4 separate regions of the Homo sapiens genome follow, and regions 1, 2 and 4 are each linked to region 3. A link is a loop called in an ENCODE intact Hi-C map of the cell type or tissue named here. Cell type or tissue: CD4-positive, alpha-beta T cell. All regions are shown on one strand. Links, peaks and the distances in the headings refer to the core of each region. The heading gives the core; the rest is flanking DNA. Region 1 holds the start of DRAM1 (DNA damage regulated autophagy modulator 1). Region 2 overlaps GNPTAB (N-acetylglucosamine-1-phosphate transferase subunits alpha and beta). Region 3 holds the start of NUP37 (nucleoporin 37). Region 4 has its middle 10 kb from the start of GNPTAB.

Region 1 (8,051 bases), core at 1,552-5,551, 240 kb before region 3:
CGGTTTCACCGTGTTAGCCAGGATGGTCTTGATCTCCAGACCTCGTGATCCGCCAGCCTCGGCCTTCCAAAGTGCTGGGATTAGAGGTGTGAGCCACCGCGCCAGGCCAGACAATTCTTATATCTGTGTTAAAAGTGATTAGCCAATTGAATTGCTTAATTAAGGAAATTACATAAGCAGCAGAAGGGTAAGATGATCAGGTGAATTCCCTTTGATATTATAATTTCTTTGCTTAGGGAGAGTTTTTTTTTTTAGTCTGATGAATCAGTAGTAGGGCACGAAAGGAAAAAAGGGAAGGAATAGAGTGATTTTCAGAACACAGAAACCTAGGTAGAGATTACAATGAAACCATGGTTGCTAACTTTTGTGATTTTTATTTTTTATTTTTAAAATTTATTTATTTATTTAGAGACATAGTCTCTATCTGTTGACCAGGCTGGAGTGCAATGTCACCGTCTCTGCTCACTGCAACCTCTGCCTCCTGGGTTCAAGCAGTTCTCCTGCCTCAGCCTCCTGAGTAGCTGGGATTACAGGTGCCCGCCACCATGCCTGGCTAATTTTTGTATTTTTTAGCATTGACGGGGTTTCACCATGTTGGCCAGGCTGGTCTTAAACTCCTGACCTCATGGTCCACTGGCCTCCACCTCTCAAAGTGCTGGAATTACAGGCGTGAGCCACTGTGCCTGGCCATTTTTTTTTTTTTAAGACAGGGTCTCGCTCTATTACCCAGGCTGGAGTGCAGTGGCTGCAATCTCAGCTCAACTGCAATCTCTGCCTCCCAGGTTCAAGCGATTCTCATGCCTTAGCTTCACGAGTAGCTGGGATTACAGGCGCGCACCACCATGCCCAGCTAATTTTTGTATTTTCAGTAGAGACAGGGCTTCATCATATTGGCCAGGCTGGTCTCGAACTCCTGACCTCAGGTCATGTGCCTGCCTCAACCTCCTAAAGTGCTGGGATTACATTGCACCTGACCATTTTTAAATTTTTATTTGTTTTTGAAATAGAGTCTCGATCTGTGATCCAGGCTGGAGTTCAGTGGTGTGATCATAGCTCACTGCAGCCTCAAACTCCGGGCTCAAGTGAGCCTCCCACGTAAGCCTCTCATGTAGCTGGAACCACAGGTTATGCAACACCACACCCAGCTAATTTTTAAATTTTTTGTAGATATGGTTGCGGGTCTCACTATATTGTCCAGGCTTCGGCCTCCCAAAGCGCCGGGATTACAGAACTGTGAGCTACCATGCCTGGCCAGCTTTTGTGGTTTTTAAAAAGCCTTATTTTAAATTTTCTATTTTGTTTTGTATGGCGGGCACTCACTCCACGGCCACAGTGATCTCTTGAAATACTAGTCTGCCCATGTTCTTACTTTCTCCTTAATACCAAAAATAATCCAAGATTCTCAGCAGGACTCTGGTGACTTTGCCTCTTTGTTTCTCTCTCCATTTGCTGCCTCACACTTATTTAAGTGCTTTCATAGTCCCAGGGAAGCAAGCTCTGTGTATGCATTTCCTCCAGTTGTTTTCTGGGCCTGGAATGCTAATCTTATTTTTCTTTGCCTGGTTAGTAATTACTTCCTTTTGAAAACTCTGATGTCATCTGTCAGAAAACCTCCGTGGTCCTTCCTCTGAGCCCAGGCCCCTGGCCCTCAGCTCTGGGCATGTCTCTACTTTTTAAAATCCTCTCCTTTCCATTTAATAAACCACATAACATAATTTTGTTTTTATTTATTTATATTTTTGAGACAGAGTCTCGTTCTCTCACCCAGGCTGAAATGCAGTGGTGTGATCTCAGCTCACTGAGAAAACCTCCATTTCCCAGGTTCAAGCGATTCTCCTGCCTCAGCCTCCTGAGTAGCTGGGATTACAGGCGTGAGCCATGATGCCTGACTAATTTTTTGTATTTTTAGTAGAGATGGGGTTTCACCATGTTGGCCAGGCTGGTCTCGAACTCCTGACCTCAGGTGATCCACCCACCTTGGCCTCCCAAAGTGCTAGGATTACAGGCATGAGCCACCACGCCTGGCCTAATTTTGTTATTTTGATCTATGAGTGTCCTCGTCCTGAGGGTACTATTACTATTTCATCTTTGTAGCCTAGCATGGCGCCCATGAAATGTGTTTGTGGCTGAAAGGAACCTATCTTTGGTCACCAATGACCCAACAATTTTGGCCACATATGTTGGGCTCAGACTCCCTAAACTATCAAAATCATGTGCTTATATTATAAGTGCCTCCAGAACACAAATCCCTTTCACAGGGCTTGAAATGTATCAAGTCACTATTAATCATCTTAGGCCAAGGCTCCGAGTCTGGGCTACTCCAGAACCTGGAGGGGAGTTTTTTTTGTTTTTTTTTTGTTTGTTTGTTTTTTGAGACAAGGTCTTGCTCTGTCACCCAGGCCGAGTGAAGTGGTGTGATAAAGGCTCACTGCAGCCTCGACCCCCAAGGCTCAAGTGATCATCCCAACTCAGTCTCCCGAGTAACTGGAACCGGCTTTTTTTCTTTTTCATTTTTTTTTTTTTTTTTTGTAGAAGAGGGGTTTCGCTATGTTACCCAGGCTGATCTCTAGTTCTTGGGTTCAAGCGATCCTCCCAACTCGGCCTCCCAAAGTGGTGGCATTCCAGGGGTGATGGCTTTTGGATGCCTCCCAAAGTGATGGCTATTCACGGCGCCCGGCCTGGGAAATCTTATTTCCAGGAAATATTCTCCAGTTGCGCTCTCCTGGAAAGCAGCACAATGGGCCTCCCGGCTCCGTGGGCGCGCAGTCCCACCCGCCTGCCCCGCACCCCACCCGCGTACTCTCCACCCCACCCGTTCCCACCCTGTCTGGGTTTTCGGGTGTTCACCATTGAGGTGGGAGCCACATCTGCGCCCCGTGACCTGGCGAACCTCATTGAACACTTCTGCCCGACCCCCGCAGCAGCAGCGCGACCGGATGGCATGGGTGTCACCACGCGGTGGCCACTCTCACTGCTGCGAAGCGCCGGCGGCGGGACCTCGGAGGGGGCGCCCTCGGGGTGCGAGGCCCGGCACTCCGGAAATCCCCCGGGAGGGAGGGGTTGGGAGAAATAAATCCTTTTCTCCAGAGTTGCGCAAGAGCCAGCGCGGTAGGGCCAGAGTGGGAAGGCCAGAGCGGGCGTCCCCGCCAGTGACCCCACGCCGCCCGTCCGCGCCCAACCCGGCCTCCGCCGAGTGTCCAAACCAAAAGCGAAAGGAACCCGACCCCGCGTCCCCTCCGGCGGCTCCGTAGTCGCGTCCGCTTGGAGCTCGCCGGGCGCCTCCGACCCTGCCGGGCCGCTTTGTGACTTCACTCGTTTCGCAACAAGCCCGGGCAGCCCGCGCCCCACCCACTCTGGCCCGGCAGCCTCGCCGCCCGCAGCCTCGCTCCGCTCCTCGCGCTTCCCCTCCCTCCGGGGCTGGGCCTGCCCCGGCCGTCGCGGAGCCTCCCCTCCCACCGTCCGTGAGTGTACGCGCCCGGCCGCCGCCTCCAGGCAGCCCGGAGCAACCCGGCGCCCGGCCCCGCTGGGCGCAGCACTCCGTCGGCGGCGGCGGCGGCGCGATGCTGTGCTTCCTGAGGGGAATGGCTTTCGTCCCCTTCCTCTTGGTGACCTGGTCGTCAGCCGCCTTCATTATCTCCTACGTGGTCGCCGTGCTCTCCGGGCACGTCAACCCCTTCCTCCCGTATATCAGGTGAGTGGCAGGGTGGGCGTCAGGGCCCCAGGAGCAGGCACAGGGACCACAGGGAGCGCTGCCGACGGGGAGGGAAGGCGTCCGGACCCAGCTTGGGGCGTCGTGTGGTCAGGCAGAGGTGGGAGCAGGAGGAGAGGTGCTCCCGATAGCCTGGGATGTTTAGGGAGGCAGCGGGTGCGGCGCTGAGCACTTCTGCCTGTACCCGGAGCATGGAACAGGGTGGCAGCAAGGAGAGGTTCAGGATAGATGGTAGAGCTTTCATTCTGGGTATGGGACAGAATCTCAGCAGGACGTTCTTAGGCGATATTGAAACAAGATGGGTTCTGATAGATGACATATATTATACAAGAGGTAGATCCAGGTATATGCTAAACAGCCACTATTTTCACTTCTGCATCCCAACATCCCTTGAAGTGGATGTTTGGGCTTATTATTCCCGCAAGCGAGCGGTGGTGTAAAGTTGATGAAATATCATCAACGTGACACTGATGTCACACTAGTTAATGGTAGGAGCAGAATTCACACCCGGCCATGCAGAAAGCAACACTGTGCTGCCCCCAGGTCTCTGGGAGTCTGGCTTAAATTCTCTGGAGCTGCACCAGACACCTCTGGGCACTGTGACCCCAAAGTCCTCAACTTGTCAACAACTTGTGACATCTTTTGTGTTATTTTACCCATTCACTTTTCCTGTGCTTTGGCCTCTACCTTCCTGAGGGGCACTTCAGTGCCAGGGACAGTGGTCTGATCCTCCTATGTGGGTTCCAGCTCAGTGCCTTTCTCATAGTGGCAGGATTCTTTAAACGTTAGAACCATCCATCCTTATCTAAGTAGTGTGACCCCTCTGGACAGGCATTGGTTGGTGAACGGATGATAAGGTTGGTGACACCCAAGGTTTGTTACTGCTATGATAGAAAATGTAGGGCGTCTTCTTCCCTGCAGCCATTCTGTCTGGTGAGCAATGTTCTGTGTTTTTTTGTTTGTTTGTTTGTTTTTTTCCTTTTTTTGGGGGTGGGGGTGAGGAGTGTGGAGAAAGGGGAAACAAAGATCGAGCAAGAGGGGACTAGCATTTTTTAAAATTTTTTTTATTTTTTTGAGACAGAGTCTTGTTCTGTCGCCCAGGCTGGAGTGCAGTGACACAATCTCGGCTCACCGCAACCTCTGCCTCCCGGGTTCAAGCGATTCTCCTGCCTCAGCCTCCCAAGTAGCTGAGATTACAGGCGTGCACCACCACACCTGGCTTAATTTTTTTGTATTTTTAGTAGAGACAGGGTTTCACTATGTTGGTCAGGCTGGTCTCAAATTCCTGACCTCAAGTGATCCTCTTGCCTTGGCCTCCCAAAATGCTAGGATTACAGGTGTGAGCCAGTGTTCCCAGGGAACCAGCATTTACAAGATGCAGGGAATACAGCAATAGGTAGAATAGTGCAAATTTGCAGTAATGATGGTGGTTTTTGCCTATGAAAGGAGATGTTATGTATATCAAGATGTTCTCATCTGGCCTTTCGGTTTTTTCCATTTATTGTTATTATTTTTTATTTTCAGTAGAGACAAAGTCTCACTATATTGCCCAGGCTGGTCTTAAACTCCTGGGCTCAAGCATTCCCCTTGCTTTGGCCTCCCAGAGTGTTGGGATTACAGGCGTGAGCCACCACGCCTGGCCCTCCCATCTGGTATTATGCTTGGAAGAAACCTAGGCTTGGTTTCTCATGGCACATCTCAGGCCCAAGTGCCATCATCTTGCTTCTGAAGCAGGATAGATCCTTCTAGACTTGTGTAAAAGTAAAGACCTGCTCAGCTGGGCACAGTGGCTCACGCCTGTAATCCCAGCACTTTGGGAGGCCGAGGCTGGCGGATCATGAGGTCAAGAGATCGAGACCATCCTGGCCAACATGGTAAAACCTCATCTCTACTAAAAATACAGAAATTAGCTGGGCGTGGTGGTGCACGCCTGTAGTCCCAGCTACTCGGGAGGCTGAGGCAGAATTGCTTGAACCCGGGAGGCAGAGGTTGCAGTGAGCCGAGACAGAGCTACTGCACTCCAGCCTGGTGACAGAGCGAGACTCCATCTCAGAAAAAAAAAAAAAAGGTAAAGAGCTGCTCTACCTGCAGTGCTGCTTCTTTTGTTTGTTTGTTTGTTTGTTTTTTCAGACAAAGTCTCGCTCTGTTGCCCAGTCTGTGGTGTGGTGGTGGGATCACAGCTCACTGCAGCCTCGACCTCCTGGGCTCCATTGATCCTCCCACCTCAGCCTCCTGAATAGCTGGGGACTGTAGATAGGCATGCACAACCATGCCCAGCTAATTTTTAATTTTTTTTTGTATTTGTAGAGATGGCATCTTGCTGTGTCCTGCAATGCTTCCTTTTTTTTTTTTTTTTTTTTTTTTTTTAAGACAGAGTCTTGCTCTGTCGCCCAGGCTGGAGTGCAATGGTGCAATCTCGGCTCAGTGCAACCTCCACCTCCTGGTTCAAGCAATTCTCCTGACTCAGCCTCCCAAGTAGCTGGGATTACAGGCACCTGCCACCACGCCCAGCTAATATTTTTGTATTTTTAGTAGAGACGGGGTTTCACCATGTTGGCCAGGCTGGTCTCAAGCTCCTGACCTCAGATGATCCACCTGCCTCAGCCTCCTAAAGTGTTGGGATTACAGGCGTGAGCCACCACACCCAGCCTGCAGTGCTTCTTATTGAGAAAACAGTAGTCATGTTTGTCCCAGATCTGAAGGTTGAGGACAGATAATACGTGATATTCATTGGCCAGGCTGTCAAAGGCAGGTTTTGAATGTTCATAGAGGTGTCTGATGTAGTTGTGATTAATATCACTCTAAGGTGAACTTGAAATGGGAGACATTCAGAAATGGGAAAATAAGCTGACAAGGTGAACCACTTATGAGATGCTCAAATCACAGACCCTACAAGGAAGGGGTTTAAAATTTAACAAGGAAGCCTTCAGGAAAAGCAGAATTACAGGAGAAAAAGGCATGCCCCCTTGTTGCCAGGAGTTCTCAGCCAACACACAACAAACATTTGTACTGATTGCCCATGTGTGCCTGGGTCTTTTAGGTTGTTTGCTCTCTGCTTACCTGAGCAGCCGGAGCACTGGATTGCCCCTGCCCGCTCCTAGAAAACAAGTCCTTGGTGCAGCAACAAGATGTGGATAAGAACCACACATAGAGAAGAAGGCTGGGTGCAGTCTCTACTAAAAATATATAAAATTAGCTGAGCGTGGTGGCACATTCCTGTGATCCCAGCTACTCAGGAGGCTGAGGCATGAGAATCGCTTGAACCAGGGAGGCAGAGGTTGCCGTGAACCGAGACTGTGCCACTGCACTCCAGTCTGGGTGACTGAGTGAGACTCTTTCTCAAAAAAATGAAAGAACCAGACATAGAGAAGTGATAACTCTACATTTATCTACTGGCCTTGAAATATTCAACCTTATCCCTTTTTGTTGTGTTTTTTTTGGAGGTGGGGTCTTGCTATGTTGCCCAGGCTGGTCTCGAACTCCATGGCTCAAGCAATCCCCTGACCTCAGCCTACTGAGTACTTGAGATTAAAAGTGTGCACCCCCATGCCAGGCTGAAGGTATCTCTTAGCTCATCACCTCCTCCTCTCCTCTACCCCTACTCTTTGTACTTCCCTTCAACCACGCTGGCCTTGTGTCTTAAACACATCAAGCACCCGTCCTTCTCAAGACCTTTGCAGTGGCTGTTCCCTCTGCCAGGTGTTCTCCCTGCAGCTATTTTTCACTTACCTCTTTTGTTCAAACGTTACCTTCCTGCAGAGTTTTTCACTTACCTCCTTTGTTCAAATGTTATCATCTTGATGAGACCTGCCCTGATCACCCTTTTTAAAAATTGCACCTGACCACTACTGGTCTCCATATCCAGTCTTATTATTCACCACAGCACGTATCACCTTCTAACAAATCATGTGATTTAACTTATTTATTATGTTTATTTTCTGTCTCCCTTCACTGGATTGTAAGGTCCATGAAAGCTCTCAATATTTGCTGAATGAATATTTCTGAATGACTATTTCTTGGGTACTCACTCTTTACCCCAGGACAGGGCAGATCCCTTAAGGAAAAGCTTGACATGGCCATTCTGTTTGGTGGCTAGTCAGTGATTTGAAAGTCCTTAGGATGAGTTTCCTTTTACATTCTAACATTGTTCAGTCATTCTGATGGTCTAATTTTTTTTTTTTTTTTTTTTTTTTTTTTTGAGACGGAGTTTCCCAGGCTGGAGTGCAGTGGCGCGATCTCGGCTCACTGCAAGCTCCGCCTCCCGGGTTCACGCCATTTTCCTGCCTCAGCCTCCCGAGTAGCTGGGACTACAGGCGCCCGCCACCCCTCCCGGCTAATTTTT
Region 2 (7,115 bases), core at 1-4,000, 350 kb before region 3:
CTTATATTGGGCAAAAAATCTGCAATGTAATTAACCTTGCTGGAATTGGTGACAAGTACATCTGCTAGTGGGGTGTCTGAACAGCTTTTGTGCCACGTGCCTGGGAGGAGCACCTTCGGCAGGACTGCCTGAAGTGCTTCCATGGGAAAACTACCTTTTGGGGCAAAGCTTTTGGGGCAATCATAAATCTAAGCGTGAACATCACAAACATCAAGTTCCACAAACAGGCTTTGCCACCCCTACGAAAGTCCACACCACTCTTTATCTGTTTTCTGTTCTGACTCTGTATCACACAACTTCCTATGAAGAGGCTTTCATCACTCAGGAAAAGGGGAGAGGCCTGAAAACCACAAATGTAGGACAGTAAAATCCTTCTGCTGAACTAGTGCTTCTAAAAGAGCTTACGGTCTTCTTTCTCAATCTATAAAACAAAGCAAACACAAATTTTATTATGAGCTTATTCTGAGCTCTTCTATTTGCTGCATGACTATTCTTAGCTCATTTTCTAAGCAGTTTCCTGAGCGTATGTAGTCCAGAACACCAGAGGTGAGAGTTAGAAATTTCATTTATATCTTTTCCCCTTATGATGTAGGCCATTAACTCTTCTCACAGATTAGGTGCAGGTGCATGTGTGAGCACCTGCAGATGCATGTAACTGTCTTCCTGACTCACCACTTTCACCTCTTTTACTTAGTGAGTGCCTGGCACATATTTAGTACTCACTAAGTTGGTTCTCACTGAGTCACCAACTTGCCTCAGCATATGTGCCGGGTGCTGGGAGGCAGGCCACACAGGGGGATTAGTAGTCTGCCTGGGTCCCTGTCTACCCTCTGGCCTTTCCTGTCCCTTTCCTCCCTCTCACAGCACCCCCAAAGCATTTCTGAGGGCTCCCTGGAGAGAAAAAGTCACTATTCTAGAACAATTTATTTACTTATTTTTATTTCTATTTTTTGAGACGGAGTCTGACTCTGTCGTGCAGGCTGGAGTGCAGTGATGTGATCTCGGCTCACTGCAACCTCCATCTCCCGGGTTCAAGTGATTCTCCTGCCTCAGACTCCCGAGTAGCTGGGATTACAGGCAAGCACCACCATGCCCAGCTAATATTTTTTGTATTTTTAGTAGAGGCAGGATTTCATCACATTGGCCAGGCTGGTCTCCTGACATACAATCTGCCCGCCTCGGCCTCCCAAAGTGCTGGGATTACAGGCGTAAGCCACCAGGCCTGACCTCCATCTCCCATTTCTTGAGGGGAATCAGTGTCTGGTTCAATCACAGCTTCGTTATCAATTTCTAGATCACTTTCCTCACTTGATAGTTCGTCTGTGCTTATGTTTTCCTCCACCTTCTTACTACCTGTTTTTAATTCCTTGATATTTTCTTCTGATTTATAATAGCTTTCTGAGTAGCACATGGTACTTCACCCCCCATGCTCTCCACCTGCTCCCTCAGAAAGCACATTTCCTTGGTATGCAGAATGCTCGGATCCTGCTTATACATTTTCACGAAGTCCCGAAGCTCGTTCACTTTGCGAAGGTCCAGGGTCGGAAGGCAGTGGGCGAAGCTGAGGGGCTGCAGGCCAGTTTCAGGCCCAGGCACTGGCTTGGCGTAACCTCGAAGAAGGGGTGTGTCTAGTTTAATTTCATAACTTGTGTTGGCTCTTTGTTTGATAAGAAGGTATATCACTAAAACTATTCTTTTTAGTGCCTAGGGTTGGTTTCTAATTATATATGCATAAAAGAGCAAGAAGAGGTTTGTCTATAGTAACTATACAATAATTCGGAAAGAGATGAAGATTAATGAGGTTAAGGTAATATTTATATGTATGAGAAAGATTTTCTGCCACTGTAAAAAGGGTGGGGAAGTACCCTCTGACAGCCACTAGGTGGCACCCCAATCCTGGACATCATCATTACTTTTGTCAGAAGAGAGAAGGTAGTGTGGGAAGAGCAGCTGTAGTTTGTGCCTAAGGCTGGAGTTTGTGGCTTGGGCAATTGTGGGCAACTGCCTCCATATATGGCATCTTATTTTAAATTTTAAATTTACATAAATTATAAGTTTCTGCAAAAGGGAACAACTTCTATACCCACTCCCTACAGACCCACAGTGAACAACACGTAGCATGACTAAGAAATAAAGCTTTGTTGTTTTTAGCCATTGAGATTCCAGAATGTTTGTTCTAGCAGCATCATCTAGAACAACATGACTGATACACCTGGTACTTGTAGGAGTATGAGGCAAGGGAAGACAGACAGAGGGAGAACTAAATGGTGGCTGAGGCCAGGGCCTGGGTAGGCTACAACGACTGAGCAACTGGTGGATCAATTTGAGTCAAGGAAAGACAATATAGATGATGGTCAGGAGAAGCAGTGTTGTAGAACCCAAGAAAAAAATGTTAATTCAGAAAAATATGTTAATTCTGGTATATTTCTAAAGACAACAAGCATCAAAATTAAGGGACAAGAAACAAAATTAAGTGGAATGTGTAATTAGTAGGTCAATGGAGACCAATTTCAATGGCATGACAGATATGGAAACCAGATTTCAAGTGCTTGATACTTCACAAACTTCTAGATATAATATGAACATATGTAAGTATATATTGGAAGCAAATCTAACATTTTACATTTTGTACAGTGTATCACATAGGACAGGGATGATAAAACAATCCCAGGAGTATTAAATTCAGTATAATTCAGTATAACTGACCAAGTCACAAGATATAAGAATTGAAAAAGCAGTGTAAATAATCTTCACTTTTAAATTCTATAAATGATTATCAAGGCAAGATTAGAGCATATTAATATAAAATACATAGAGCCACTTTAAGATATTGCTTATTATAAGTGAGAATATTCAACAGTTCGTTCTACTGTTCTCAGCATTGTAGCCTATATTTAAAAATTGGCTTTAAAAACAATAGTAGCCAACAAATACAGGTAAGTTTGAATGCATGTTTTTAAGTCAAGCAAAAATAATGAGTGCAAAAGAGAAGGTATCCTTTTGAGGCAGACAAAATAGTATTTTAAGATAAGCCTTAGTTAAAAATCATGATATCAAACTGGTCATTTTTCAATGCCAAAAAGAAAGGCTGCGTCAAGTTGTCTAAACAATCACATATCTGCAAATACTCCCGAAGGACAGAGACCTGGGATGCTGCTAAACATCCTACAATACATAGGACAGTCCCCCAAGGATAGCGGCAACAGGTCTAAACTGTGAATGGTGCAAAGGTGGAGAAAATTTGGTCTAGAAGAACATGCAAATCCAAAATAACAAGGCTTTCCTATTAGAAGTTATTTTCCCAACAACTTTAAAGTGCTTACAAATTCAGAAGGTGTAATCTACTTTCATTTTGGATTCATTTGATTTAAAATCATTAAAAATCTGTTAGGAAAAAAACCCCACGTCTGCTAAGACCAACTGAAAACCAAATTAGTGCCTTTAAGTGATTCAACAATTCAAAGCTATTAGATCTTTTTTTTCTTTTTTTTTTTTTGAGACGGAGTCTCACTCTGTCGCCAGGCTGGAGTGCAGTAGCACCATCTCGGCTTGCTGCAACCTCTGCCTGCTGGGTTCAAGTGATTCTCGTGCCTTAGCCTCCCGAGTAGCTGGGATTACAGGCACACGCCACCACATCCAGCTAATTTTTGTATTTTTAGTAGAGATGGAGTTTCATTTCACCATGTTGGCCAGGATGGTCTCAATCTCCTGACCTCATGATCTGCCCGCCTCGGCCTCTCAAAGTGCTGGGATTACAGGCGTGAGCCACTATGCCCGGCCGCTACTAGATCTTAATACGTCCTGGTGGTTTTCTAAAACTTAATCAGTTTCAGAGTTGGTTGTTTCATCTTTATTTTAGAAATAAAACAAAAAAAGAAAAAGGTACCGTGCTTTAAAAGAACAAGTGCACATAGTGGTTTCAGAGAATTATCTAAAAGAAAGGGCATTAGTAGAAAATTATGACAATTTACTGTGACCTTAGGCCCTGACCAGAGCTTTGAGGGGGGCAGAGTCCATGCAGGACAATATGCTGTTCCCATCCTGCCTGCACAAACCACCTGTTCAGTCTTCAAGAACCCAGTGCAGCCTCTTTCTCTTTGAAAACTTCCCCCATGTCTCTGACCCACACAGACTTTTCCTGTTTCCAACTGCCAACTCTATACACACACGCTGCTTCCAAAATGTGACTATAAATGCTTGAGGGCAGGGTCTACATCTCCTCCACGTTTTGCACACTCACTCAACAACTACTATAATTGAAGGAAACTTAGCATGAGAATTCACTTGACAGCTTTGGGAAGATTTCCCACTTGCTCTAAAATATGTTTAAAAAAGAAGTGAACAAAAGCAAAAATCAAAAAATAAATGCAAAAACCCACCATGAATGAAAATGTTCTATGGATACAAAATGATTTAGAGGGATCTGAAAATAAGGACTGATGATCTGATTTATCAAAAGCTGAATTCTGTGTCCGTCATACACAAAAATTATACAGATAAATTAGAGAGTAATTAATCAGATTATTAAAGGACCCACCTCAAGGTATTTCAAATTAGAAAGTCTCTTACAGAAAAGACTGATTTATAAGACTACAGTCAAAAGATTTTATGAATTCAAATCCATTATCTTACAAATGAAACTATTTTCAAGTCCTACACTCCTGCCTCAGTTAATAAAACAAAAACAAAAAACTTCAGGTTTTGTTCTAAACAGGATGACAAAGGCCTAGTTGTGTATATACAACAATGTGCAAAGACACATTTCTGTGCCTAGAGTGACTCCTGTGAATAATCATACTGCTGAAAATGTTTCCCTATATATCCCAAGATATTGCCTCATATGGCTCATTCCTTAAGCAGCCCCCTAAGTGCCAAGTAATCACTAAGGGTAAAAAGGTGAATAGGGCAGTACCTGTCCTGAGATACCCGTGGCCTAGTGAGAATCTGTAGGGCAGAGCTGAGCTGAGCCCTAGGTGGCTCCAGGGCCACAGGCCATGGCAAAGGCCTCCTGGGGGAACCTGCGAGGGCAAAGTGGTTCAACAGTTCAAGTCTTGAAGTCCAATGTCTAACAGCCCTCTCCTCTGACATGCGACGTACACCCCTAATGCAACACATCCGAAACTGAGCTCTGGGTCTCCTTCCAAAAGACACTTGCTTCTGCCACTGAAGCTCTGAGTGTGGTTAATTCCATCACTTCTATCTTCACCAGAAAGGTCCACCTCCCCTTTCATTCTCCTCTTCCTCCTCCTGAATAGCTTGTAAGTCACCAAGTGATGTTGAGTGTTTCTCTCAGATGCTTCTGGAACCATTTCCATCGTTGGCATCCCACTGCCAAGCAACTTTTGCATGGGAACGTCTTACTGGGCTATGGCAGCAGCAGCTGAACTGGTTTTCCTACCACACCTTTCCCTAGTATGTTCCTTAGAAGCAGATCAGACTGTGTCCTTCCACGGCCTACAGGAAAAAATCTAGTATTCTTAACAGAGACGTTTCTCAACCTGGCCTCAACCTGTCTTTACAATCTCATCCTCACCAAAATCCCTGCCTGTGCTAGAAACCATTGCCTTGGTTCCCTGAAAACACCATTTATGTTCAGGCCTCCAGCCCTCTTGCTCAGGCTGTTCCCTCTACATAGAATGGTCTCTTCTGCTCCCTTCTCTGCTGGGAGAATGGCTGCTCTGTTTAGGGCCCAGCTAAAATGCTTCTATTATGCAAAGCCTGCCTTGACCCCAAGTACACCTAAAGCCCAGATGTTCTCATGGCACTCTGTATAAACTCTTATTTGGAGCTCATCATACACACAAAAGGTGTTTTGTTTGGTTGGGAACGCAGTGATAGGAAACTTCATTCTCAGAGTACTCATAATGTAATCAGGAAGCAAAGCCTAAGGAAAGCAAGTCACTCGAGGCCTGGACTCAAATGCTGACACTGCGTCTGTTCTTCCTCTTTCTCATTTTCTCTCTAGTCTCTAAAAATCTTAAGTCCTAGTCCCTGAAGTTGATCACAGGTGTTGGAATTATGAAAACAACCTTCAAAGAACATTATGTGTGATTAGCTTGATGCTCTGAGAGGTGTTGGCCTCCACAAAGACAACTCTGAAAATCCAAATAAATCTCTGACTGGGAGACTGAACTGTGGAAAGGAGTCTCACCACACCTGGAGCCTGCTGGTTTTCCTTGTTCAATTCAAATTGCTACCCCACTCCACCTCGACCTGCTTATACCACACATGCCACCCAAAAATAGTTTGCTGAATTGTCAACCATGACTCGGGACTGGCATTCTCTGGCAGCACACACCCATCCACCAGTAGACGCATGAGAGCAGTCCGCACTGGTGGGCAGCTGCAGCAGGCCAAGTGATGTGGGATATTCAAACAGAGTGGAGTATGGAGAAGTGGAATGAACCTTCTTTCTTTTCAGCATTTATTTTATTGAAATTATATAAATAGAATCAAGAATGCCATTCTGTCTACATAAGCAAGTTGAACTGGTGGTCAAAAGTACAGATATACATGTGTCTATAATTCTAGAACTAATAACCAGGAAGCCAAGAAGTCAAATAAACATTGGCTGAAATGAAAGTTAATCTATGGTTTTATCTGTCCAAATCAGTACTAAAAATAACTCAGAGGAAGGAGAGATGTATTATCTATTCTAAAATAACTGCATTTAAGAACAAATTCAACTCTAATATAGCCAGGCATTACAGTATTTCAAAGTACAATAAAGAAAGTCATGAAGGGCAAGGAGCAGTGGCTCACGCCTGTAATCCCAGCACTTTGGGAGGCCAAGGTGAGGGGATCACCTGAGGTCAGGAGTTGGAGACCAGCCTGGTCAACACGGCGAAACCCCCTCTCTACTTAAAATACAAAAATTAGCCAGGCATGGTGGCGCATGCCTGTAATCCCAGCTATTTGGAGGCTGAGGCAGGAGAATCATTTGAACCCGGGAGGCAGAGGTTGCAGTGTGCCCAGATCGCACCACTGCACTCCAGCCTGGGTGACAGAGCAAGACTCTCTCCAAAAAAAAAAAGCTATGAAGAAAAATATGAAAAAAGTAAAAAATTCATAAGTGGTTATTCACATTACCATTGTATTACAAGGATAATACAATG
Region 3 (4,962 bases), core at 1-4,000:
CACATGCACATAATCTTCACAATCCACAGTGTAGGCAGCATTTCTTGAGGCATCTTGCTTCATCTTGTATGTCAAAATTCAAGCAGTTGTGAAAATTAAATAGCCTTCTACTGGACAAGGTCACGAAACTGTGGATTAGAGCACAGGTACAATTACAATGGTCAATATGTTAGTCATTCAGCAAATGCATCAAAATAAGGTTGTGGTGTTACAATGAGACAGAAAGCTCAAAAGAAACATTTAAAGTACTTATCAAGGGACAGAAACTGCAGGAAAAATATTAAATCTAGTTATTAATGGTTCCACATTTGCTCCACAGCTCTTTCCCATATCTGTGATTCTAGCAGACAATAACACTGCAAAGTTCTGTTTAGATTATCTAAAACAAATAGTATTTCATCTGAAGATGGAATCATTTTAACAGCAAATGTTAATAAAAATTAATAACTTTTATGAACCACTATTTGTAGGTACCATATTAAGCATTTTACTGACATGATCACATCTGGTATCTGTACAAATCTAAAGGCAGGTACTACCTCTGGTCTCCATTTTGTAGATGGAGAAACTGAGGCTTCAGTAGGTTAACTAACTTGCCAAGCTCATAAGCAGGGCCAGGATTTGGAAGACTTCATTGTGTGTGGAGAACCAGCGCTAATGAAGAAAAAAACAGCCTCCTGGCTTGAAGGAGACCACAGTTTAGGGATAGTTATGACTCAACGTGAAAAGGGCTATAATATAAACAGATAGAAAATACAGGATCTGTTGTTAAGGAGTACCAAAATGTGTGATATAAAAATAATGTTCAGGGGGTTGGGCGGAGGGAGAGCATCAGGATAAATAGCTAATGCATGTGGAGCTTAATACCTAGGTGATGGGTGTGCAAACCACCATAGCACACGTTTTACCTTTGTAATAAACCTGCACGTCCCGCACACGTATCCCGGAACTTAAAAATTAAAATAATAATATTCTTAAAACTAGGCAGAAGACCTTAACCTGTCAGGGACTAGTGTGCATTCTGGAAGTAGCATTCCCACATGAGAATTATGGGTTTTAGAGTTTTTGGTTTTTTAAAAAATTCGACACAAGGGTTGTCCTGAAAACAGCTGGACTCAGTAACAAACATATCAAGCACCTTAAGAGTATGTACTGAGAATGAGTCCCACCTCGAGACGCTTATAAACTAGTAACTTTAGGAATGGACATCAGGGACTGGAGACTTTTGAAGGGTGACCAGCAAGTGTTATGGACACGGAGACAGAGAGGTATAGAAGTGCAAGAGATTCGAGGTCACGAAATTGTTCCGTCCCTACACCTACTGCTCATTAAAGCAGTGGCCGGGGCCTCACCGTACACGTTGGACAGGACTTGCCCCTGTAAAACTACAACGGCAGAGAAGAAGGGAGGGAACAAGATAAGTCTCTGCAATGAGCGCCGACACCTCTCCCCGGGCCAGGCGAGTTCCTCAAGACCCCGCTCCCACCTCCCGGGGCCCGAAGTGGGAAGGAAGAACTCCTGGGAATAGAGTGGCAAGGCTGGGCGGCCGGCAGAAAAGCATCCCGGCCTCTCGGGCTCCCAGCTCGATACGCACCGCAGAGCGCCAGGAACCGACCAGAGGCAGGCTGGTCTTCCTTGGGGGCTGCCGCGACGCGCTGTGGCTCTGCTTCCGGGTCGGAGGGCGAGCGCAGCGATTGGCTCCCGGGGCCTCCCGCGAGGTTTGAACTGTATTCAGCGGCGACAGCGGCGACTGCGGCGGCCGCGGGAGGGCATCCCGTTGGGGATCCTTCCGCACACTGAAGAGTACGTCTTCGGGTCTACCCCTAATCACGTAAGTCTCGCGTCTGCCCTACCTGCCCTGTCGCATTTTTAAGTGGTGATTCAGGCTGTGGCTTTTGAGGGTGTTTTGCACTGTAATACCTCGGTCGTAGCAAAGTGCCGTGGGACCGAAGTATTATGGTGCAGTGACTTGACGCTCGAGCCTGGTTGGGCCTGGGGGCTGTAGGCGGAGTTCACAGTATCTAGCGATGGAGCTGGTAGGTCCTGAGGGTTCGTCTGCAGCTTGGAAGACAGGCCCGTAGAGGCCTGCTTAACTTCCATTAGTTAGGCAGGAAACCTGGGTTCTAGTCCCACTATGTACACGGACTCCAATTCCTCAACTTTCTCCTACTCCTGATTAGTTACAGCCTCCCAAGGAACCTTTGGGACTTGCACTCGAACACTGATAATGATGTTGAGTGCAATTTTTAAATTGAGCACCTACTAAATGCCTGGCACTAGGTGGGTTATGTACTTGTTTCACTAACGTCTCATTCTGTGAGGTAGGAATTCCCTTCCTGGTTTTGCAGGTGAAGAAACTTATGCTCATTAGAGATTTTAAATACCGAAGGACTACAGGTCATAAAGGGGGAGCCTGGAAGTGATATCTGACTCGGAAGTGTAGTTCTTTCAACCATTTCACACTGCCTGCCCAGTGACAATTTTCTGTCTCACAGTTTTTGCTCTAGAGCAACTTGGAATCCAATTTTTTAAAAACAAGTGTTATCGCTGCTGCCTTTGGCTACTGTTTTTTTGTATAGTGCAGCCTGCCATTCAGAGTGCTTGCATATTTATTGTCTCATTGACTTCTCACAAGGGACTGGAAGGCAAGTATTTCTGTGTGATGATGCCTCCACCTAGGAACCACGTGTAAGGCTTATGGCATAGGCTCCCACAGCCAGCTAGCTACAGGAAGAGCTGGGACTAGACCAGGGGTTGGCAAACTGGCTGTGCTGCCTGTTTTTGTGCAGCCAGCTCCTGAGCTAAGAAGGAGTGTTACGTGTTTATATGGTTGGGGGAAAAAATGAAAAGAATAATGTTTTGTGATGTGTAAAAATTACATGAAATTCAAATTTCAGTGTCCATAAAAAAAGTTTTATTGGAGCACAGCTATACTCATTTGTTTGTTTATGTATGTCCATGGCTATTTTCACACTAGAAGGTCAAAGTGAGTAGTTGTGCATGCCTCAAATATTTACTGTTTGTTCCTTTAGAAAAAATTAGCTGATCCCTGAATGAGACTCTTGGTTTTCTGTCACCATAGTAATGCTCTTTTTTTTTTTTTTTTTTTTTTTTTTAAGACAGAGTCTCACTCTGTCACCTAGGCTGGAGTGCAGTAGTGCTATCTTGGCTCACTGCAACTTCCGCCTCCCTGGTTCAAGCGATTCTCCTGTCTCAGCCTCCCAAGTAGCTGGGGTTAGAGGCACACACCACCACACCCAGCTAATTTTTAGTAGACAGGGTTTCACCATGTTGGCCAGGTTGGTCTCGAACTCCTAACCTTAGGTGAGCCTCGGCTTCCCAAAGTGCTGGGATTACAAGTGTGAACCACCATGCCCAGGCAATGCTCTTTTACTTTTAACTCAAAACAACTTAGAAACTCATAATGCATGATAATAGCTAATGTGCTTTTATACATGCCAGGCACTGTTCTAAAAGCTTTACTTGTGTTTATGTCGTTGACTTGTCATAAAACCCTATGGGATAGGGTTTTCATTTTCATTATGAGGAAGCTGAGGCAGGGAAAGGTGATGTAACTTGGCCAAGATCTCGCAGCCAGTAAGTGGTGGAGCCACATTTCAGAATGGCCTAATTCCCAAGTGAGTCTTCATTCATAGCAATCAAATCTCATAATACTACCTTTAAATAATACCAGTAAGTAATTTACTCCTAAAAATGTATTTCAGGCAAAGTGACCATGTCACTGAAGCTGACAGTTCTTCACTTTCTTTTTTCTTTCAAGAGATGAGGGTGATTTTTTGAAGAGAAATACAATTCTTAGCTATTTACTAGGATTTGCATTTATGTAAATAATTAATCTCTAATCTTCTACCTGTATCTTTAAGTTGCATCATAGATTGTGTCTATAATTTAATTATATTGCAAGTGGCATGTATCTTTGCTCTTGATTATACAAACCAAAGTAAACATCTAGGATTCTGTTTATGCCACATAAAAATAGAAGAAAAGGATAGCAGAAGGAGTCAGGAAATGGAATAAGTACAGGAAAATACCCAAAATAAGATGATGGGCATGTGAGTATGTTGAGACTTGAGTACTTAAAGTAGGAAAAAAACTTTTAGCAGGCATGTCTGTAAACTCAGAGAAAGGAATTGGATGCCTTATATAGTCTTGGGTATATGAAACATTGGCACTACCTCAAATTATTTTGAAAGGCTTTTGTGTGCATCAGGAGAAGTTACTTAACATGATGCTTTAAGAACACAGCTTATAGAGTTAGACATATTAAGTTTATGCTGTTTGTCCACTTACAAGCTGAGTGACGTGGAGGTTATTAGGTAAAATAAGGATAATAACAGACCTGTCTTATTGGACACTTATGACAGTCGAGTGAGGTAATCAATATTAAGCTTTTGAAAAGTATCTCCACCAAGTTAGCTCCTAAATATTAGTTATTTTATTGGTTATGTAGTACGGTGTAACAAACCATTTCAAAAGTTAAGGTTTTAAAATAACCATTTCCTTCTGATTCTGTGGATCAGCAGTTTGGGTGGGACACTGCTTGGTGATACTCTAGTGGTCATACAGGACACAATTCCTCCTGTTGTAATAGGTGGTGACAACACATGTGAAATGTCTACCAGGGAAGCTTATTAGAGACTTAATGCCCAGGGTTTTTATTGGGGGCTAAATGCAAAGGCATCCACTGTCTGACATGTACCAAAATTCCAGACTCGCAAGTGTTTAGCATAAACTATATTGTTTGTATGAACAGTTTAGCACAGTGAACCACTCTTACTGGAAACACTCCTGAAATCTAAGCTCCCAAACTGGACTCCAGCTTCAAAGGAGAGCATTCAGGCCTATTGTATTAGTACTTCTGCACACACCACTTAAGGCCTAAGCTCAGAACTCCCACAGCGTCATTCTTGCCACATTCTATTGGTTAAATCAAGTCACAAG
Region 4 (7,290 bases), core at 1-4,000, 280 kb before region 3:
TGAGGTGGCTCACACCTGTAATGCCTGCACTTTGGTAGGCCAAGGAGGGTGGATCACTTGAGCCCAGGAGTTCGAAACCAGCCTGGCCAACATGGCGAAACCACATTTCTACTAAAAATACAAAAATTAGCCAGGTGTGATGGTGTATGCTTGTAATCTCAGCTATGTGGGAGACTGAAGCAGGAGAATTGCTTGAGCCTGGGAGGCAGAGATTGCAGCGAGCCGAGATTGCGCCACTGCACTCCAGCCTGGGCGACAGAGAGGGACTCTGTTTCAAAAAAAAAAAAGTTCCAATCACAGAGTTGTATAAAGTTTTGATGAATTGAATTACAGTGTGTTATTAAAGGATATAGAGAATAACCCTATGTTTTGAGGTAGAGCTCATTTGGAAAACTTTCTAGCTTGGGATCATTTTTATATAGTGGAATATACTAATGTCAACTTGGTTTTAAAACCTCTGTTATTTCTATCATTATTGACTCTGGTTGTTTGTTTGCTTCATTTTGTCTACTACTTCTTTGTATCTTTTCTCCCTTTGCCTAAATAACCTTTTCTTTTTTTAGAGACAGGGTCTCTCTGTCACCCTGGCTGGAGTGCAGTGATACCATCTTGGCTTACTGCAGCCTCGACCTCCTGGGCTCAAGCGATCCTCCCACTGCAGCCCCTGGAGTAGCTGGGATTACAGGTGTGCACCAATATGCCTGGCTAATTTTTGTATTTTTTGTAGAGATGGGTTTTCGCCATGTTGTCCAGGCTGGTCTTGAACTCCTGAGCTCAGGCAATCCACCCATCTCGGCCTCCCAGAGTGCTGGGATTACAGGCATGAGCCATTGTGCCCAGCCTAAATAATCTTTTCAAAAACCAGCTTCTGCCAGGCACGGTGGCTCACAATGGAATCTGGAAAAGAAGGCTGGCCCAGTAGTCCCAGAACCTTGGGACACCAAGGCAGGAGGATTGCTTGAGGTCATGAGTTCAAGACCAGCCTGGGAAATATATCGAGATGCCCTGTCTCTACTAAAAATACAAAAAATGTGCTGGGCATGGTGGTGTGCGCCTGTAGTCCCAGCTACTCAGGAGGCTGAGGCGGAAGAATCACCTGAACCTGGGAGGCAGAGGTTGCAGTGAGCTGAGATTGCACCACTGCATTCCAGCCTGGGCAACAGAGTGAGACTCCGTCTCCAAAAAAAAAAAAAAAAAAGACAAAAAAAAAAAAAAAACACACCAAACAGACAAAAAAAAAACCCAGCTTCCTGTTTGGGTCATTCTCTCTAATGTTCTGTGGTTTTCTATTCATTGATTTGTGTCTCTGTCTTGGTAATTTTCCCCCCTTATTCTGTTTGCTCTGTTGCTCTGTTGCTCTTGAACTCATTTTTCAAATTTAATATTTAGCTCAATTTTTTCAATTTTATGGTTTTTTAATAAATGTTTTCCAAAGCATAAATGTCCCTCTAATTACTAATTTTATTGCATCCCATCAATATTGGCACAGAATGCAGGTGCACAATTGGGAGTTGGGGCACTGCAGTGGGTGTCAGGCCTGGGCACACAATGTACCCATCAGGAGGACCAAGGCAAGGAGGTCACCAGGCCTAGGCCAGGGTGGCAAGGTTCTGAGATACTGTGATCTCTGGATACGCATGGCTGCTGCAGAGCACAGCTGATGTCCTCCCATACTGGTACCCTAACCCACCATGTGGCAGGAAGAAGAAAACACAAAAACCAAACAATGAAATCTAGAAAAGAAGAGTGGCCCAGTGGCTCATGCCAGTAGTCCCAGAACCTTGGAACACCAAGGCAGGAGGATTGCTTGAGGTCATGAGTTCAAGACCAGCCTGGGAAACATATTGAGATCCCCATCTCTACAAAAACTTTTTAAAGAAAGAAATTAGCCAGGCATTGTGGCCCGTGCCTGTAGTACCAGCTACTCAGTACTCAGGAGGCTGAGGCAGGAGAGTTTCCTGAGCCCAAGAGTTTGAGGCTGCAGTGAGCTGTGATTGTACCACTGCTCTCCAGCCTGGGTGACAGAGCAAGATCCTGTGGAAAAAAAAAACAAACAAACAAACAATAACAACAACAAAACAAACAAACAAAAAACCCAGGAACAATGCCTCATGCCTGTAATCCCAGCACACTTTGGGAGGCCAAGGTGGGAGGATCACTTGAGCCCAGGAGTTTGAGATCAGCCTGGGCAGCATAGTGAGACCCTGTCTCTAAAAAAATAAATAAATAAAAAATAAATGGGCACACCATGGGGTAGCCCTGCTCCACAAAGAGCAGTAAAAAAATTTTATGCCAAATAAATAAATATTTTTAAAAGGACGGAGGAAGGGAGGGGAGCAAATATGGAAAGAGTTGGGGCGGGGGGTGATGCCACCTTCTTCCTGCAACATTCCTTCATCGCCCTCTACTGGCAAAGCTTCACATCACACTCACTGCAAAAGAAACGCTTCAAAAGAAGTCCAATTCATTAATACACAGCAAGTTCTGAAGGAGTGAATTTGGAACTGAGAGGCAACAATTGATTATTGGCATATCCTTGAAGCCAGGGTTCTAGGTGTGGTTGAAGTTCTCCTAATCAGGTGAATTCACAGAAGATTTCAACCTGGAAGTAAGCTACATGGAGAGAGAGAGGCAGTGCAAAGGGCGCCTGTTTTGGCTGGAGTGAGTGAGTCAAGGCAGGTGTGGTGCAGTTGGAAGCAGCTTCCTGCCTCTGTAGAAAGCATCCTGATCCTGCTCTTTCTGATCCCGGCAGCGTCAGTAGCTCCCTTGACAGCTTAGTTCAGTGGAGTATTAGGACCTGATCTTACAAATTCAACCTAGTAGTCTCTATCTAGAATACTGTCATAGGTAAAGGCTCTTTGTTCAGACCTCCTGAGGGCTTATGGGTAGGCCAACTTAATCCCTTTCTGTTTAAATCAGTGAATAGATTCCTTAATCTACAAATAATTACCCTGACCAAAATAAGGTAAGAGAACATAGCTTGTATAATAGTAAAACTCCTTGGAATTCATTGACTCTTCCTTCGTTGCCTAGCACATTGTCCATTTTTGTAAAGTTTCAGGTTTGCTCAAAAAGAAAATATTCTCACCAATGGCTTTGGCTCATGCCTGTAATCCCAGTGCTTTGGGAGGCCAAGGTTGGAGGGTCGCTTGAGCCCAGGAGTTTAAGACTGGCCTGGGCACATCGTGAGACCCATCTCTATGAAAAGAAAAAAAATTAGCCGCGTGCAGTGGCTCACGCCTGTAATCCCAGCACTTTGGGAGGCCAAGGCGGGTGGATCACCTGAGATCAGGAGTTCAAGACGGACCAGCCTGGCCAACATGGCGAAACCTCGTCTCTACTAAAAATAAAAAAATTAGCCAGGCCTGGTGGCGCATGCCTGTAATCCGAGCTACTCAGGAGGCTGAGGCTTGAGAATCGCTTGAACCCGGGAGGGGGAGGTTGCAGTGAGTCGAGATTGTGCCATTGTACTCTAGCCTGGGTGATAAGAGTGAGACTCCATCTCAAAAAAAAAAAAAATTAAATTAGCTAGGTGTGGTGGTACAGACTTGTAGTTCTAGCTACTTGGGAGGCTGAGGAGGGAGGATCACTTGAGCTGAGAAGTTTGAGGTTACAATGAGTTGTGATAGCACCACTGCACTCCATCCTGGGCAAAAGAGTAAGACAAAAGAAAAGAAAAGAAGGAAAGGAGGAAGAAAGGAAGGAAGGGAGAGAGAGGGGGAAAGAAAGAAAAAGAAAGAAAGAAAGAAAAGAAAGAAAGAAGAAAGAAAGAAAGAAAAAGAAAAAGAGAGAGCGAGAGAGAGAGAAAGAAAGAAAGAGAGAGAGAAAGAAACAAAGAGGCTGGGCTCAGTGTTTCACGCCTATAATCCCAGCACTTTGGGAGGCCAAGGTGGGCGGATCACGAGGTCAGGAGATGGAGACCATCCTGGCTAACATGGTGAAACCCCGTCTCTACTAAAAATACAAAAAATTAGCCGGGTGTGGTGGCAGGCGCCTGTAGTCCCAGCTACTCGGGAGGCTGAGGCAGGAGAATGGCGTGAACCCCAGGAGGCAGAGCTTGCAGTGAGCCGAGATCAGGCCACTGCACTCCAGCCTGGGCAACAGAGTGAGACTTTGTCTCAAAAAAAAAGAAAGAAAGAGAGAAAGAAAGAAAGAAAGAAAATTCCCTCTGTGTATTTTTCTGTCTGTCTTGTCTCTCCTGTCTCCCCCTTAGTTCCTAATTTCTTCCCTGTTTAAGTTCTCACAAACCTCAGGATCAATATGAAGTCCACTGTGATGTACTTTGCAGAATCTACCTATTTGCAAAAGCTAACTCCTACCCTCATCTTTGTACCTGGTGTTTGAAAACTGGATCAATTTTCTGATCTCCAAGCATTTGGAACTTTCTTTAGTTTTCATCTCCTTAAAACCAAAGCTTCCAACCCCACCGGAAACAAACAAACAAGCAAACAAAACACCCAAAGCAGTGAGCACTCAATATATATATTTGATTATCCATAAATGCTGATTCTCTAATTCATTGCAATGTCAAGTTCATAATTAAATAGGGAGACTTTTGCATTTTGCATAGTCTGCTTTCCAGAATACTGTCAGGGATACTCTGATATTTTGCTATAATGCTTTGGCAGTGCTCTAGATGTATTAAACTCACTGTAACCAATCCCAGGAGCACAGTAAAAGTCCAAGTGATGCCAACCAACAAGGAAATTTCAGAGTTAATTTATCCAAAGTATAAATATCACAGTGAAAGAGTAATAACTGGTGCTTCTGACATTTTAGGCTAAAGGAACGAATAAATGAATGTGGCAAGAACCCCTAGATTATACCAAAAGAAGGGTGAATAATTATTAGGGTTAGTGTGAATAGAGAGAAGCTTATGAAAAGGAAAAAGATTTTCTGTTGTCTTTTCTTCTGTCATCAAGTTCGAACCAGCTGCAGGTTTATCTCAATTGCTCTGCTATGAGGTGCACGTAAAACAAAAAGATTCTAAAAGCTACATTATAAGTCCCTTCCAATGTGGACAGCCCTATTCCTTTCCAAGGCCTATATATTCTTTGGATTCTTAGTTTAAAGCAGCAACATTAAAATTGTAAATGAGATAAGGCAGGACTGGTTTTACCATTTTCACATCTTACATCATATTAACCTAGATTCAAAGTAAAGTCATTCTTGTTGGATTTATTTTCGTGTCACACAATATGCAGATTCACCACTAATTAATTTTGAGAATTCTCCTCTAGAAACGTGCTTTTTTATTAAGATAAATTTCTCTCAAATAAGGTTAAATAAACAAAAAATCATGGGTCAAAGCCTCATTGTCTGCTGAGCAATCATGTATATTGCTTTAATTATTCTTCCTCAATTTCCTTGAAAATTCTCTATTTAACTTTATTGAGATTATAATTAAGATCCTATAAAATTAGGCCAGGCGCGGTGGCTCATGCCTGTAATCCCAGCACTTTGGGAGGCCAAGGCGGGTGGATCACAAAGTCATGAGTTTGAGACCTAGGCCAACATGGTGAAACCCCATCTCTGTAAAAAAAAATACAAAAAATTAGCCAGGCATTGTGGCGTGGGCCTGTAATTCCAGCTTCTCAGAAGGCTGAGGCAGGAGAATAGCTTAAACCCAAGAGGCAGAGTTTGCAGTGAGCCAAGATCGTGCCACCGTACTCCAGCCTGGGCTACAGAGCAAGACTTTGTCTCAAAAAACAAACAAAGAAACACACACACACACACACATATACACACACAAAACAAGATTCTATAAAATTGACCCATTAGCTGGGTACAGTAACTCACATCTGTAATCCCAGTATTTTGGGAGGCCAAGGAGAGAGGATCATTTGAGCTCAGGAGTTCCAGACTAGCCTGGGCAACATAGTGAGACCCATTTCTACAAAAAAAAAATTTTTTTTAATTAGCTAGGCATGTTGGCACACACCTGTAGTCCCAGCTACTTGGGAGGCTGAGGTGGGAGGATTGCTTAAGCCCAGCAGGTCGAGGCTGCAGTGAGCTGTGATCATGACACTAGATTGTAATCCAGCCTGGGCAACAGAGTGAGACCCTGTCTCAAAATAAATAAAATAAAATAAACTCATTATAGGTGAACAGTGCCACTATATGTGCATGCCATTTGTGTGCTTTCTTTGCTGAAAAGTCTTCTTCAAACCCTCTGCCCACTTTTTAAATTTGGTTAACCTTCAACAACCTGGCATCTACTCCTGCTTCTATTAAAACTAACGTCTGAAATAATGAAATGCAGTGGATATAGTGAATCCTAACTAACAAGTCCAGTAGTATATTTTGGTTTATCTTCTCCTTGACCCTCCTGCAGTATTGGATGTCTTCAATAATCTTTTCTTGAAATGTTGTCTTACTTTGGTGTCCAGGACAGAATACGTTTCTGATTTTTCTGGAAGATCTTTGATGACTTCCTTTTCTGGGTTGTAGTCTACCTCCTGCCGTTTCTAGGTGGTGGTTCAGTTCACATAGACTAGACCTCTGCCCTCTGCTTTACTTCTACATTTTATTTCATGGCAACTATAATGTCTTCAAGAAAATTTCTAGATTAGCCAGGTGTGGTGGTGGGTGCTTGTAGTCCCAGCTACTCAGGAGGCTGAGGCATGAGAATCTACTGAACCTGGGAGGCACAGGCTGGAGTGAGCCAAGATTGCGCCACTGCACTCCAGCCTGGGGGACACAGTGAGACTCCATCTCTAAAAAAAAAAAAAAGAAGGAGGGAAAAAAAGAAATTTTATAGAAGGCAGTGAGATATCTGATGATGTCATCAAGAAACTGGTGTTATGTAAGCATGGTGAGAGCTGGAGCCGTGGGAAGGAAACTAAATGACAGGCCCTACCATAGTGGAGGGATGCAGCACTGTGAGAAGGGATGCAGCTAGGCAGGAGAGAAACACCCCTTTGATCTCTTCCTGGTGCCTCCCATTGGTTGAAACCAGAGGTTAGGAGAGTCTGTGTAAAACCGTCCATGTGGTCAGCAAAGGGTATGGGAATGAATCTGGGAGCAAATGAAAACTAGCCAATACATTCGGGGTCTAAAGCAAACATCTCACCATCTCACCGTGTTTTTTTTTTTTTGAGTCAGAGTCTTTCTCTGTCATCCAGGCTGGAGTTCAGTGGTGTGATCTCGGCTCACTGCAGCCTCCTGCCTCCCAGGTTGAAGCAATTCTCCTGCCTCAGCAACCCGAGTAGCTGGGATTACAGGCACACACCACCACACCCGACTAATTTTTGTATTTTTAGTAGAGATGGGGTTTCATCATGTTGGCTA

What was found. A loop is a pair of places that touch in the nucleus more often than their neighbours do. Peaks named below come from ENCODE experiments on the same cell type or tissue, not always from the same donor. Only the 100,000 strongest peaks of a DNase experiment are listed, where the experiment ranks them.
Region 1: it touches region 3 in a loop (2.6-fold over the local background); 3 of 110 quality-filtered maps call a loop at or near these places.
Region 2: it touches region 3 in a loop (2.3-fold over the local background); 4 of 110 quality-filtered maps call a loop at or near these places.
Region 4: a loop joins it to region 3, with 2.3 times the contacts of the local background. A loop is called at or near these places in 3 of 110 quality-filtered maps.

The regions. Positions count from the first base shown.
Region 1 is chr12:101,874,230-101,882,280 of GRCh38, forward strand. DRAM1 (DNA damage regulated autophagy modulator 1) reads left to right here and starts at 3,351. Exons shown (of 7, transcript NM_018370.3): 1 at 3,351-3,691. The coding sequence starts at 3,561. RefSeq lists enhancers at 2,755-3,537, 3,328-3,377, 3,538-4,319, 3,958-4,047, 4,188-4,237 and silencers at 2,988-3,147, 3,398-3,737. In CD4-positive, alpha-beta T cell, for the core only: no CTCF peak of the experiment used is centred there; DNase peaks (open chromatin) are centred at 3,032 and 3,332; H3K4me3 peaks cover 2,074 bases; H3K27ac peaks cover 673 bases.
Region 2 is chr12:101,771,883-101,778,997 of GRCh38, forward strand. All of the region lies in intron 7 of GNPTAB (N-acetylglucosamine-1-phosphate transferase subunits alpha and beta), which reads right to left. It also overlaps the pseudogene ST13P22. Among named protein-coding and RNA genes, the nearest start is that of SYCP3, 36 kb to the left of the region's middle. In CD4-positive, alpha-beta T cell, for the core only: CTCF peaks have their summits at 1,874 (motif pointing right) and 2,075; a DNase peak (open chromatin) is centred at 1,899.
Region 3 is chr12:102,118,456-102,123,417 of GRCh38, forward strand. NUP37 (nucleoporin 37) reads right to left here and starts at 1,659. Exons shown (of 10, transcript NM_024057.4): 1 at 1,595-1,659; 2 at 1-128. The coding sequence starts at 63. It overlaps PARPBP (PARP1 binding protein), which reads left to right and starts at 1,728. Exons shown (of 11, transcript NM_017915.5): 1 at 1,728-1,831. RefSeq lists enhancers at 1,460-1,529, 2,574-3,131. In CD4-positive, alpha-beta T cell, for the core only: no CTCF peak of the experiment used is centred there; a DNase peak (open chromatin) is centred at 1,706; H3K4me3 peaks cover 1,912 bases; H3K27ac peaks cover 892 bases.
Region 4 is chr12:101,837,545-101,844,834 of GRCh38, forward strand. No RefSeq gene overlaps it. Among named protein-coding and RNA genes, the nearest start is that of GNPTAB, 10 kb to the left of the region's middle. In CD4-positive, alpha-beta T cell, for the core only: CTCF peaks have their summits at 2,408 (motif pointing left) and 2,607; DNase peaks (open chromatin) are centred at 1,277 and 2,397.